Regions from separate parts of the Homo sapiens genome. Here region 2 is linked to region 1. A link is a loop called in an ENCODE intact Hi-C map of the cell type or tissue named here. Cell type or tissue: mammary epithelial cell. All regions are shown on one strand. Links, peaks and the distances in the headings refer to the core of each region. The heading gives the core; the rest is flanking DNA.

Region 1 (5,727 bases), core at 2,038-4,537:
TTCAGCACAACATGCCTTTCTGGCGGATATCCTGCCACGCAGACCTGGAGGCACTGAGGCACGCCCTGGAGCTGGAGTATTTATAGCAGGATCAGCAGCATCTCCACCTGCCATCTCACCCTCAGACCCCCTCGCCTTCCCCACCTCCCCACCGAGAACTCCAGAGACCCAGATGTTGGACACCAGGAAGGGGCCCCACAGCCGAGACGACGTGTCCAGTGACCATCTCAGAAGCCGTCCATCAGTCCAAATGGGGGTTCTGAGAAGGAAAGTACCCAACATTGGCTTCGGAGTATTTGACTTTGGGGAAAAGGGCTGGCTCGGAGTCTAGACTCTTCTGTAAGACTCACAGAACAAAAGCAAGGAATTGCTGATTTGGGGGGTGCCTGGTGATGAGGAGGGGATGGGTTTGTCTTGTCTTCTTTTTAATTTATGGACTAGTCTCATTACTCCGGAATTATGCTCTTGTACCTGTGTGGCTGGGTTTCTTAGTCGTTGGTTTGGTTTGGTTTTTTGAACTGGTATGTGGGGTGGTTCACAGTTCTAATGTAAGCACTCTATTCTCCAAGTTGTGCTTTGTGGGGACAATCATTCTTTGAACATTAGAGAGGAAGGCAGTTCAAGCTGTTGAAAAGACTATTGCTTATTTTTGTTTTTAAAGACCTACTTGACGTCATGTGGACAGTGCACGTGCCTTACGCTACATCTTGTTTTCTAGGAAGAGGGGGATGCTGGGAAGGAATGGGTGCTTTGTGATGGATAAAAGGCATTAAATAAAACCACGTTTACATTTTGAAGTGGGGTAGGATGTGGTTACTTTATTACCACTCTTGAGGCTTCCAAATGTGTTGTCCTTTTTAAAGACTTTATCAGTTGCAGAAGAATAGAATCCAACTCACACTGGCTTAAGCCAAGAAAAATGGGGTGGGGGGAGGGAGGAAGGAGAAGAGGGAGAAAAGGAGGGAGGCAGAAAGGGAGGGGAAGAAGGACAAAGGGACAAGTGTCTCCAGGAACTTTAGGTGGTATCTGTCTGGATCCGGGTGGTCAAATGAATTTCTCTCATGTGGCCGTAATTCTCAGGCAGGCTGTTCCCTGTGTGGCAAAGACGGCTCTACGAGTCCTTCAGCAAAACCACACAGACAGAAAGAGACCACATTCTTCACCGTGGTGCAGCGAAAGCCTCAGGACTGTAACTCGTTGGCCAAATCTGAGGCTTAGGCAACTCACGGAGCTGGATTTAGGGTTGGATCCTGTCACGAACAGCAAGTTGAACAAGCTGATCCTCCAAGGGAAAGAAAATCAGTGAGCTGTTATTCAAAGAATTGGGGGAATTGAGGGTCGGGCTGGAAAATGCAACTGACTTCCGTTCTAATGGTAGGACTTCATTTCCCAGTGGATGGGACATGAGTGAAGGATCCAGTTTAAGGGGCAAGGAGGGAAATCTGGAGAAGTTCTGAAGACATCTGGAGCACTGCCACTACCCATAGTGGACCAGGCAGGACCTGGGTCTATCTGATTGGATGCTAAGCAGGAATATAGGCTCCTTCCTTATTAATGCTGGTAAAATCGTGGATTATCAGTCAGCTGACCCATGTCATGGGAGATGGAGATCTCTGCCACTGGAGTCTCAGAGCTAGAATCTCTGATGATTAGAAAACTGTCACCGGCCAGGCATGGTGGTGTATGCCTGTAATCCCAACACTTTAGGAGGCCAAGGCATGTGGGTCGCTTGAGCCCAGGAGTTTGAGACCAACCTGGGCAACATGGTGAAACCCCGTCTTTACAAAAAATACAAAAATTAGCTAGGCATATAGCATGCGCCTGTAGTCACAACTACTCAGGAGGCAGAGGTGGGAAGAGCTCTTGAGCCCAGGAGGTTGAGGCTGCAGTGAGCCAGGTTCACACTGCTGCACTCCAGCCTGGGTGACAGAGCAAGACCCTGTCTCAAAAAAAAAAAAAAAAAAAAGGCATCACTAAGGGTCAGATAGACTCCCTTACTAGACCCTGAGCTTCTCAGGGGGTAGGTACTGTTGGTTTCATCTCTATATCCACAGAATCAAGCACAGAGCCTGACACAAAATAGAATCCCATTATAGATGGCATAGAATGAAGGATGGAAATATGAATGGAACCACAGCCAGATGGATGATAATATGGGTGAATGGCCATTTGGACAAATGGATAAAATGGAGTGTTAAACAGTTGAGTACGTGGGTAGATGAATGGTTGGTTAGGTGATTAGATGATTAATTGGAAGGTGGGTGGGTAATTGGGTGACTGGAAGATGGATAGATGAATAAATGGATACCTACTTGGGATGACTAGATGGATAGTTGGATAAATCATGGGTATATGGACGAACAGATAGATTATTGGATAGATGACCAGATCGATAACCAAGTAGTTGTGTGGTGACATGAATGAATAGATGGTGGTTTGGATGAGTGAATGGCTGGGTGGTTTTACGGAAATATGGATAGATGGTTAGGTGGGTGAGTTAGTGGATAAATGAGTGGGTTGTTTGGACAGGTAGATGGATGGAATGATTGATGGTTGTTGGTGGTTGATAATAATATTATGATGGATATGTGGACAGTTTAATGGGCAGGTGGATGGAAAGTTAAATGGAAATGAAGTGTGATGGTTAGATGGATAGAGAGTGGAATGGAAGTGAAGAATCTTTAGCATTGCCTAAAATACCTGAGTCAGCCTCACTAATATCTGTCAGCTTAGGTTTCTTCTAGAATGAGTGGAGGAGCTTTACTGGATAAGCTGACTTCTAGCTGGAGTGGATAATGAGACTAGAGTAGAGCCACCCAGTCACCAACCATCCACTGGTAGTCAGTGATGTGAATACTCCTGAATCCCCCTGACTCCCCATTCTTTAGCACCCTTGCCACACAGGAACCCACTTATAATCATGATCTACCCATCTCTCCCTTCCTGCTACCATCAAAACCTGCTGTCAGGGAAAATTCTGTTTAGGGTCCAACAAAGGGTAAATTACTTATTAAGAAAATTTTTTCTTTTAGTAGGATTTCATTAGAAACACAAGTAGAATTTCAGCCATGCACACAGGAGGTTTTGGGTGAAACAGATCTTCCCCTTGACCCTGAAATTAAACTACGTAGGTGATCAACTACTTTTTTGTTGTGATGAGTCAATGTCAAAGACTAGTTCTGACAAAAGTTAGCAGTCCACAGTCTTTAAGGTAAGTGTTTTAACTTGAATTCCTTCTGGATGACTCAGAGCTTCTGCTGAGTAAGGATAGTATTTTTCTCATCTCTGTATGCTCATTGCCCATCACAGAGCCTGGCACAGATATGCCACTTAATGAATGTTGGATGGGTGAATGAGTAGATAAGTGGTGGATGGATGGATGGATGGATGGATGGATGGATGGATGGATGGAGAGATGGGTGAATAGTAGATGGATGGATGGATGGATTAGTGGATGGTGGATGGATGGAGGGATGGGTGAATGAGTGGATGCATGGATGGATGTAGATGGATGGATGGATAGATGGATAGGTGAATGAGTGGATGGATGGATGATAGGTGGACAGATGGGTGGTTAGGTGGATAGATGGATAGATGGATGACTGGGATTTCATGGTCCCAGGCTTCTAGACTTCACTGTTTCCCCAGCGGTGTCTTGCTGCTCTCCAGAACATTCTTAGAAGTAGAGTAACAGGACTATTCAAGACACACATACAAAAGCTTTTGGACTCTCAGAAGTCCAACCTTGACTCCAGAACTTCCTGAGCAGCCCAGCAGAAGGATAGAGACCCACAAAAGTGCCCAGGTTGACCTCAAGGATGAAAGAATTTGCATATCCAAGGGATTTAGAAGTCAGAGAGCTACCATTTGGATTTTTTCCATTGCAAATGACAGAAACACTATCAAAATGGCTTAAACAAAACAGAATTCATCTGCTCACTTGACTAAAAGATTCAAGAATGAGTGACCTCAGACCCCTTCAAATGCAAAACTCAAGACCCATCTTTAAAATTCAATTTATTTCTCTGAATCCCTGGACTCTGTTTCCTCTCCTTTGGCTTCGTTTGTAGGCAACATCCACATTCTTAGAGTGGAAGCTGTGGAAGACGTAATCCAACAAAGATTTTCATGAGTAAAGCATTGCTTAATTTTTAAAAGATAACTGCCTAGGACAGATAATCAGGTTAAATGTATTATGTGAGTTAATGTCCTTTAAATATTTTGAGTTGTTTCTTCCTGAGTTACTTGCAGCCAAAAGCGCTCCAACTGATATAGCACATAATAAATAGCATTACTAGTTTTTTTTTTTTCTTTTTTTTCTTTTTTTTTTTTGAGACAGAGTCTTGCTCTGTCACCCATGCTGGAGTGCAGTGGTGTGATCTCGGCTCACTGCAAGCTCTGCCTCCCGGGTTCGTGCCATTCTCCTGCCTCAGCCTCCTGAGTAGCTGGGACTACAGGTGCCTGCCACCACGCCCGGCTAATTTTTTTGTATTTTTTAGTAGAGACAGGGTTTCACCGTGTTAGCCAGGATGGTCTTGATCTCCTGACCTCGTGATCCACCCGCCTCAGCCTCCCAAAGTGCTGGGATTACAGATGTGAGCCACCGTGCCCAGCCTTTTTTTTTTTTTTTTTTTTTTTTTTGAGACAGTCTTGCTCTGTCACCCAGGCTGGAGTGCGATGGCATGATCTCGGCTCACTACAATGTCCACCTCCCAGGTTCAAGCGATTCTCCTGCCTCAGCCTCCTGAGTAGCTGGGATTACAGGCGCATGCCACCATGCCCAGCTAATTTTGTATTTTTAGTAGCGACAGAGTTTCACCATGTTAGCCAGGCTGGTCTCGAACTCCCAACCTCAGGTGATCTGCCCACCTCAGCCTTCCAAAGTGCTGGAATTACAGGCATGAGCCACAGCACCTGGCCAACACTTTATATTTTTTAAAATGCAACTGGTTCTTGTTTTTTGGTTGGTGGTGGTTTTTGGTGTTTGGTTTTGTTTTGGTTTGGTTTTGGGGGATTTTTGTGTGTGTGCGTTTTCTGGTTTTGATTGTTTTTTAGACAGGGTCTCACTCTTGTTACCCAGGCTGGAGTGCAGTGGCACAGTCATAGCTCACTGTAACCTCAAACTCCTGGGCTTAAGCGATCTCCCCACCTTAACTTCTGGAGTAGCTGGGATTACAGGCATGAGCCACCACACCCAGCTAATTTGGTTTTAAAACTTATAAAAAAATACTCAGGCCAGACATGATGGCTCACACCTGTAATCCCAGACCTTTGTGGGGGCCAAGGTGGGAGGATGGCTTGAGGCCAGGCGTTCCATACCAGACTGCAACATAGTGAGACCCCATCTCTACAAAAAACAAAAATAAAAAAATTAGCCAGGCCTGGTGGTACACGCCTGTAGTGCACGCTACTCAGGAGGCTGACGCAGGAGGCTCACTTAAGCCCAGCAGTTCAGGCTGCAGTGATTTATGATTATGCCACTGCACTCCAGCCTGGATGACAGAGTGAGACCCTGTCTCTAAAAATAAAAATAAAATATAAAAAAATGTCAGTGCAGTGGCTTACACCTATAATCCCAACACATTGGGAGCCGGAGGCAGAAGGATCACTTGAGCTCGGGAGTTCAAGATCAGCCTGGGCAACATAGTGAGACCCTGTCTCCACAAATAATTTAAAAAATTAGCCAGGTGTGACAGCATGCACTTATAGCCCAAGCTACCAGGGAGG
Region 2 (5,727 bases), core at 1,113-3,612, 440 kb before region 1:
AGAGGTGAGGAGCAGGGATGTTTTACTTGGCTGGTGTTGTGATGATGTGATCTTGTGCTTTCTGGACTTAGAGGGCCAATTCCTTCTTTCCTTAGCTTGTGTGTCCCAGGGGAGGGATGGCGGTTCTTGGCAATTCTCCCACTGGCAACCTCCAAATTTGCTTCCTGGGAGGCAGGCAATGTGTCTCCTCTGGCAGGCCACTCTTGAGTGTGCCTGCAGGTCCTGGGCATCCTGTGGTCCAGCAGCCCCATTTGGGCGCCTCACATTTTCAGGCAGTCCTGCACTGGGAATCCCAAATAACCCCAGGCCAGCTGCCTCTGGAGGTTCAGAACCTGCTGGAAGAAACTTACACCTTTGGCCTTCTCTAAAGTCATCATTCCTGATGCAGTAATCCATTTTCCTGCAGAGGCTGAGCGGCCATGGTCCCTAACTTCTACCCATTTCCAGGCATGGGTTTGGCACTAGTCTGTCCAGAAGACACAGGGCAAGCTCTTTCGGTGGTTTCCCCACATCTCTCTGACTCGGCGTTCGGTGAAGAGTTGGAACGGCTTTTTCTCCAGCATAACGTTGGAGGTGCTAATGGCAAGGAAATGCCACAGGACGCCAAGTATCAATAGTTTCTCCAAAGACGTGTCTCCAAACCTGTATTAGTCCCTTCGTTCTCGCACTGCTAAAAAAAATACCTGAGACTGGGTAATTTACAAAGAAAAGAGGTTTAACTGGCCCACAGTTCTGCAGGCTATACAGGAAGCATGGCTGAGGAGGCCTCAGGAAACTTACACTCACGGAGCAAGGCAAAGGGAAAGAAGGAATGTGTTCACATGGCTGGGGCAGGAGGAAGAGAGAGAGGTGGGAGGCACTACACACTTCTTTTTTTTTTTTTTTTTTTTTTTTTTGAGATGGAGTCTTGCTCTGTCGCCAGGCTGGAGTGCAGTGGCACGATCTCGGCTCACTGCAACCTCCGCCTCCCAGGTTCAAGCTATTCTCCTGCCTCAGCCTCCCAAGCAGCTGAGACTACAGGCACACGCCACCACGCCCAGCTAATTTTTATATTTTTAGTAGAGACGGGGTTTCACCATGTTGGCCAGGATGGTCTCTATCTCCTGATCTCATGATCTGCCCGCCTTGGCCTCCCAAAGTGCTGGGATTACAGGCGTGAGCCACCGCACCCGGCCAGCACTACACACTTCTAAGCAATCAGATCTGATGAGAACTCACTCACTATCACGAGAACAGCAAGGGGAAATTCGCCCCCATGATCCAATCACCTCCCACCAGTCCCTCCTCCAACACTGGGGATTACCATTTGACATGAGATTTGGGTGGGGACACAAATCCAAACCATATCAAAACCAGTCCTCTCTTTCAGCTTCTCCAACCTCCTTGAGCACTGGGGTAAGGATCACAAACCAATTTTTTTACCATTGCTTTTTGCAATTCCTGCAGAGGTGGAGGGAAGGGTGCTTGCTACCCACTGGGTTACTCCTGGCGTTTGGAGCTTCAGCCAAACGGAAGACAGAAAGAGTCCCATCCACACGCCACGGCTCTCATTTATCCCTTCAACAGGCGCCTGGATCCTCCGGTTCCACTTCTCAGGGTGTTCTGCCTTGCAGCTCTGGCAGCTGTTGTCTCCAGCCTGCATCAACTCAAATATGGAAAACATCCACGTTTTCTTTTCATTTTCTTGCCGCTTTCTAACAGTATCACTCATACATTTCAGAGAGTCCCATAGACTTTCCGTAAGGGGTGGAGTCACAGAAGCGGGCATCTGTTGCTTGGACGCCATCCACTTCCATTCGCCTCTAAGCTGATAGCTCTTACGGATCTGCTCCTCAGGGACCCCACCCATCTCCTAGTTAACCAATAAGAGCACCCCACCCCCACCATCCCAGCAACAATGATTGGTTCAGGAATGAGGGCGTGGCCAAAGCTAAGCCAACCAAAGCCAGTGATACTGGATTCTGGGACTAATTTTTAAATTTCTTAAGAAAAACTCTTCGTACTGGATTGCTGAGAGAATGGGATGTAAGGTCTGAACTCATGTCTGCCTTCATGCTACCAGCAAAGAGAACCTTGAAACCAAGTGCCCTGTATCCAGTAGGTGCTTAATAGTAGTTTATCGAGTGAAGGAAATAATGGGGAAAACATCTGCCAATGCAAGTAGTGCCAGTGCAATGATTCAAAGTGGTACTAAGTGCCCCCTGGAGAGGGCTGCATACACATGCAATTCCAAGTCTAAGAATGTATCTCACAGATACATTTGCACATGGACCCATATCAGTGTTACGGTGAAAGGTTGGACAGGTTATGCACTGCCCAACATTAGTGTGCACCATTCACATCAGGCGGGACAGAGTGGGAGAAGATAACTTTGCTGTAAACCTTTGTGCCCTGTGTGATTTTTTTTTTACCATGATCATATATAGTTTCTTCAGAAGAAAAATTTTTATATCAAAGCCGAAACTGTGCATTTACATTTCTTTATACATTGCTTGGCACATCAGTGCTCAATATGTATCAGCTGTATCAGCAGCCATCATTATTGTTATTTTTTAAGCTGTTTTGAAAACCTTACGGTGTTATTACACCATGGAGACACACGAGGGCGCGCCAGGCATCTATTTAAAAAGTGTTTTCATAGCAGTTCGTGGAGGCTGTAATTTTGAGTGTGTACAGGAGATGGGGGAAAAAGTCTTGGGGGTCCCGTGTGGGTGACAAGGGCAAGTCTTAGTTCCAACTTGGTCCAGTCTGCCAGCCTTGTCAATGAAATACCAGGACTCCCTTCCTGAGTGCTCCATAGTGGAATCAGGGTGAGCGTCCACTCTTTGCAAGTCCTTAGAGGAGAGAGCTGGCTGAGCCGGAGGACTGGCCCGGGGAGCCCCTGCTGCACCCGGACCTGTGTTCTCATCTGTGCAGCAGAAACAATCAAACCCACCTGCAGGGCTATCGTGAGATTAAGCAGGGTCTCTCAGAGATCAAAAGAAGCCCGAACTACTTTCTAGAGTGAAGAACTGGAAAGAAGAGAGAGAGAGAAGGAAAAGAAAGCCTCAAACAATCACCAAGATTGAAGTCACTCTCACAAGGTTAAATTTTACAACTCACCCCTCTGCCTCATATACACGGCAACCTAACAGTGCCAGGCAGAGATGGTGGGATTTATTTTAAAACAGTAACTTATATGGTCTGATAGAAGGACCCAAGCTTGGCCGGGCGCGGTGGCTCACGCCTGTATTCCCAGCACTTTGGGAGGCTGAGGCGGGTGGATCACGAGGTCAGGAGTTTGAGACCAGCCTGGCCAACATGGTGAAACCCCGTCTCTACTAAAAATACACAAATTAGCCGGGCGTGGCGGCGCGCGCCTGTAATCCCAGCTACTCAGGAGGCTGAGGCAGGAGAATTGCTTGAACCCTGGAGGCGGAAGCTGCAGTGAGCGGAGATAGCACCACTGCACTCCAGCCTGGGTGACAGAGCGAGACTCCGTGTCAAAAAAAAAAAAAAAAAGAAAAGAAAAAGAAGGACCCAAGCTTAATAATTTCTTTCTGACCCCTTCTGCTATCAGTTCTGGCGGTGCTTCTCCGTGATTTGGGTATAAGCTTATTCGATAAGGTTATACATATACTCATAAGATAATACACAAAAGCATATGCAGAGGGCTGCGGCAGACAGATTGCTGGTCTACTGGAAAGCCAGCTCCCCTTCTTGGCTAAGAGAGTGCCCAATGTGTTCCATGCACGGCGGATGACAATGTGCCCAATGGAGAGATGCTTCAGCCCCAGCCCCAGGGCATCCATTGCGATTGGGCTAAGTCATTCCTTTCCGCCAGCAATTGCTTTATAGGCAGGCAGATGCCCTGGTTCTGGCCACAGAGACACAAGTGGATGTCTCCTGGGAGCTTCTGAAACAGAGTTTTTGTGTGTGTGTGATAAGATAGAGACACTTGAGAAACTTCTCTCCTGTTGGTCTTATCTTTGGATGTTGTCAGAACGTTTGGAGCTGCAGCAGCCATCTTGTGACCACAAGGGAAAGACCAAGGGAATTGTAGAGACCCCCATCTTTGTGTCTGACATAATCGAGTTGCCAAATTAACCAGCTCAATTGGTGGTTAATTCCATTAATCCTGGAATTATCAAATTCAAGATTTCTTTTTCTTTACTTTCTTTTTTTTTTTTTTTTTGAGATGGAGTCTTGCTCTGTCACCCAGGCTGGAGTGCAGTGGTGTAATCTCGGCTCACTGCAGCCTCTGCCTCCCTGGCCCAAGCGATTCTCCTGCCTCAGCCTCCTTAGTAGCTGGGATTACAGGCGCCCACCACCACGCCCAGTTAATTTTTGTATTTTTAGTAGAGACGGGGTTTCACCAGGTTGGCCAGGCTGGTCTCGAACTCCTGACCTCCAGGGATTCACTTGCCTCAGCCTCCCAAAGTGCTGGTTTTACAAGTGTGAGCTACGGCGCCCAGCCCAAATTCAGGACTTCTGATTATATGACATACTTTCTAGGAAACTTGCAGTTTCACCTCTTTTAGATGACAGATTACTTGCAGTCAAAGCCCATGCAAACAACACAGGCACATGTCAAATGCCCCCTTGGGTGGAACGCAGGAATTTGCATTTCTAACAAGCTCAGGGGGCCACAGTTTGAGTATCATTGAGCCCAGCCATTTCTTGGTCTAGAGTAGGAGCCTGCAGAAGGGACAGAGCTCAGGGGTTAGGCAGACCTGTTTCCAGTTTCATCTGCATCCCACACTGGCTGGGTGACTTTGCACGAGGGAGTCAATCTCTTTGGGCCTGAGCTGCTTCATTGCTAAATTGAGGATAATAAAAGAACTCCTGGTTTTCTCCTCAAATCTGTTTCTCCAGCCACTTTTCCCATCTTTGTACATGACAGCTCCATTCTTCCAGAAGTTGAGCCCCAAATACTGGAGTTACCCTCGAGAACTCTCGTTCACACAAGCCTTACCTTCAATTGGTCTGAAAAACCTGTGGGTTCTACCTTCAATTGTATGCACAGCGAGACCACTTCTCATCACCTCCATCACTACCACACTGGTCCAGGCCTGCATTGCTTCCCGCCTGGGCCGTGGCAGCTGCCTCCTTGCTGGTCCCTGACTCCACCTCACCCCTGACAGTCTGTGCCTCACACACAGCACCAGATCAATTGCTAAAATAAGTAAGTACATCACTGCCTTCCTCTGCTCGGCTCCCAGAGCTCTCACCTCACTCACTCAGAGCAAGAACTGAAACTCTACCATGGCCTTCAAAGCTCTTGGAGATCTGGCTTCCTGGTACCTTCTGCCCCATTTCAGCTCCCCGCACTCCCCACTGTGCTCCAGCTGCCGTGGCCTCCTTGCTGTTCCTTAAACACACCAAGCAAGCTCCTTCCTTCTGCCTGGAACCATCTTCTCCAGGTATCCACATGGCTCCTTCTTTTGCTTCCTTCTGACCTCTGCTCAAATGTCACCTCCTCAGTGAGGCCCATCCTGATTGCTCACCTAGATTTCCACCCCACCCAACTTCTTCTGTCCCTTTTTTTTCTCCATATCCCACCTCACTAAGTGTATATTTGTTTGCCTATTTGTTTATTTCCTCTCCATGTATTGGAACGTAATTTCCACAAAAGCAAGGTTCATATCTGTTTTTCTTTTTTTAAATTTATGTTTAATTTACATACGGTAACATTCACTTTTTGGAGTACAGTTCTGTGAGCTTTGATAAATGCACAGTCATGCAACC

Evidence for each region. Peaks named below come from ENCODE experiments on the same cell type or tissue, not always from the same donor. Only the 100,000 strongest peaks of a DNase experiment are listed, where the experiment ranks them.
Region 2: it touches region 1 in a loop (6-fold over the local background); 11 of 110 quality-filtered maps call a loop at or near these places.

Annotation. Positions count from the first base shown.
Region 1 is chr20:47,188,048-47,193,774 of GRCh38, forward strand. EYA2 (EYA transcriptional coactivator and phosphatase 2) reads left to right here. Exons shown (of 16, transcript NM_005244.5): 16 at 6-797. The coding sequence ends at 86. Among named protein-coding and RNA genes, the nearest start is that of MIR3616, 24 kb to the left of the region's middle. In mammary epithelial cell, for the core only: no CTCF peak of the experiment used is centred there; a DNase peak (open chromatin) is centred at 3,214; H3K27ac peaks cover 453 bases.
Region 2 is chr20:46,750,221-46,755,947 of GRCh38, forward strand. No RefSeq gene overlaps it. Among named protein-coding and RNA genes, the nearest start is that of SLC2A10, 43 kb to the left of the region's middle. In mammary epithelial cell, for the core only: a CTCF peak has its summit at 2,598; no DNase peak of the experiment used is centred there.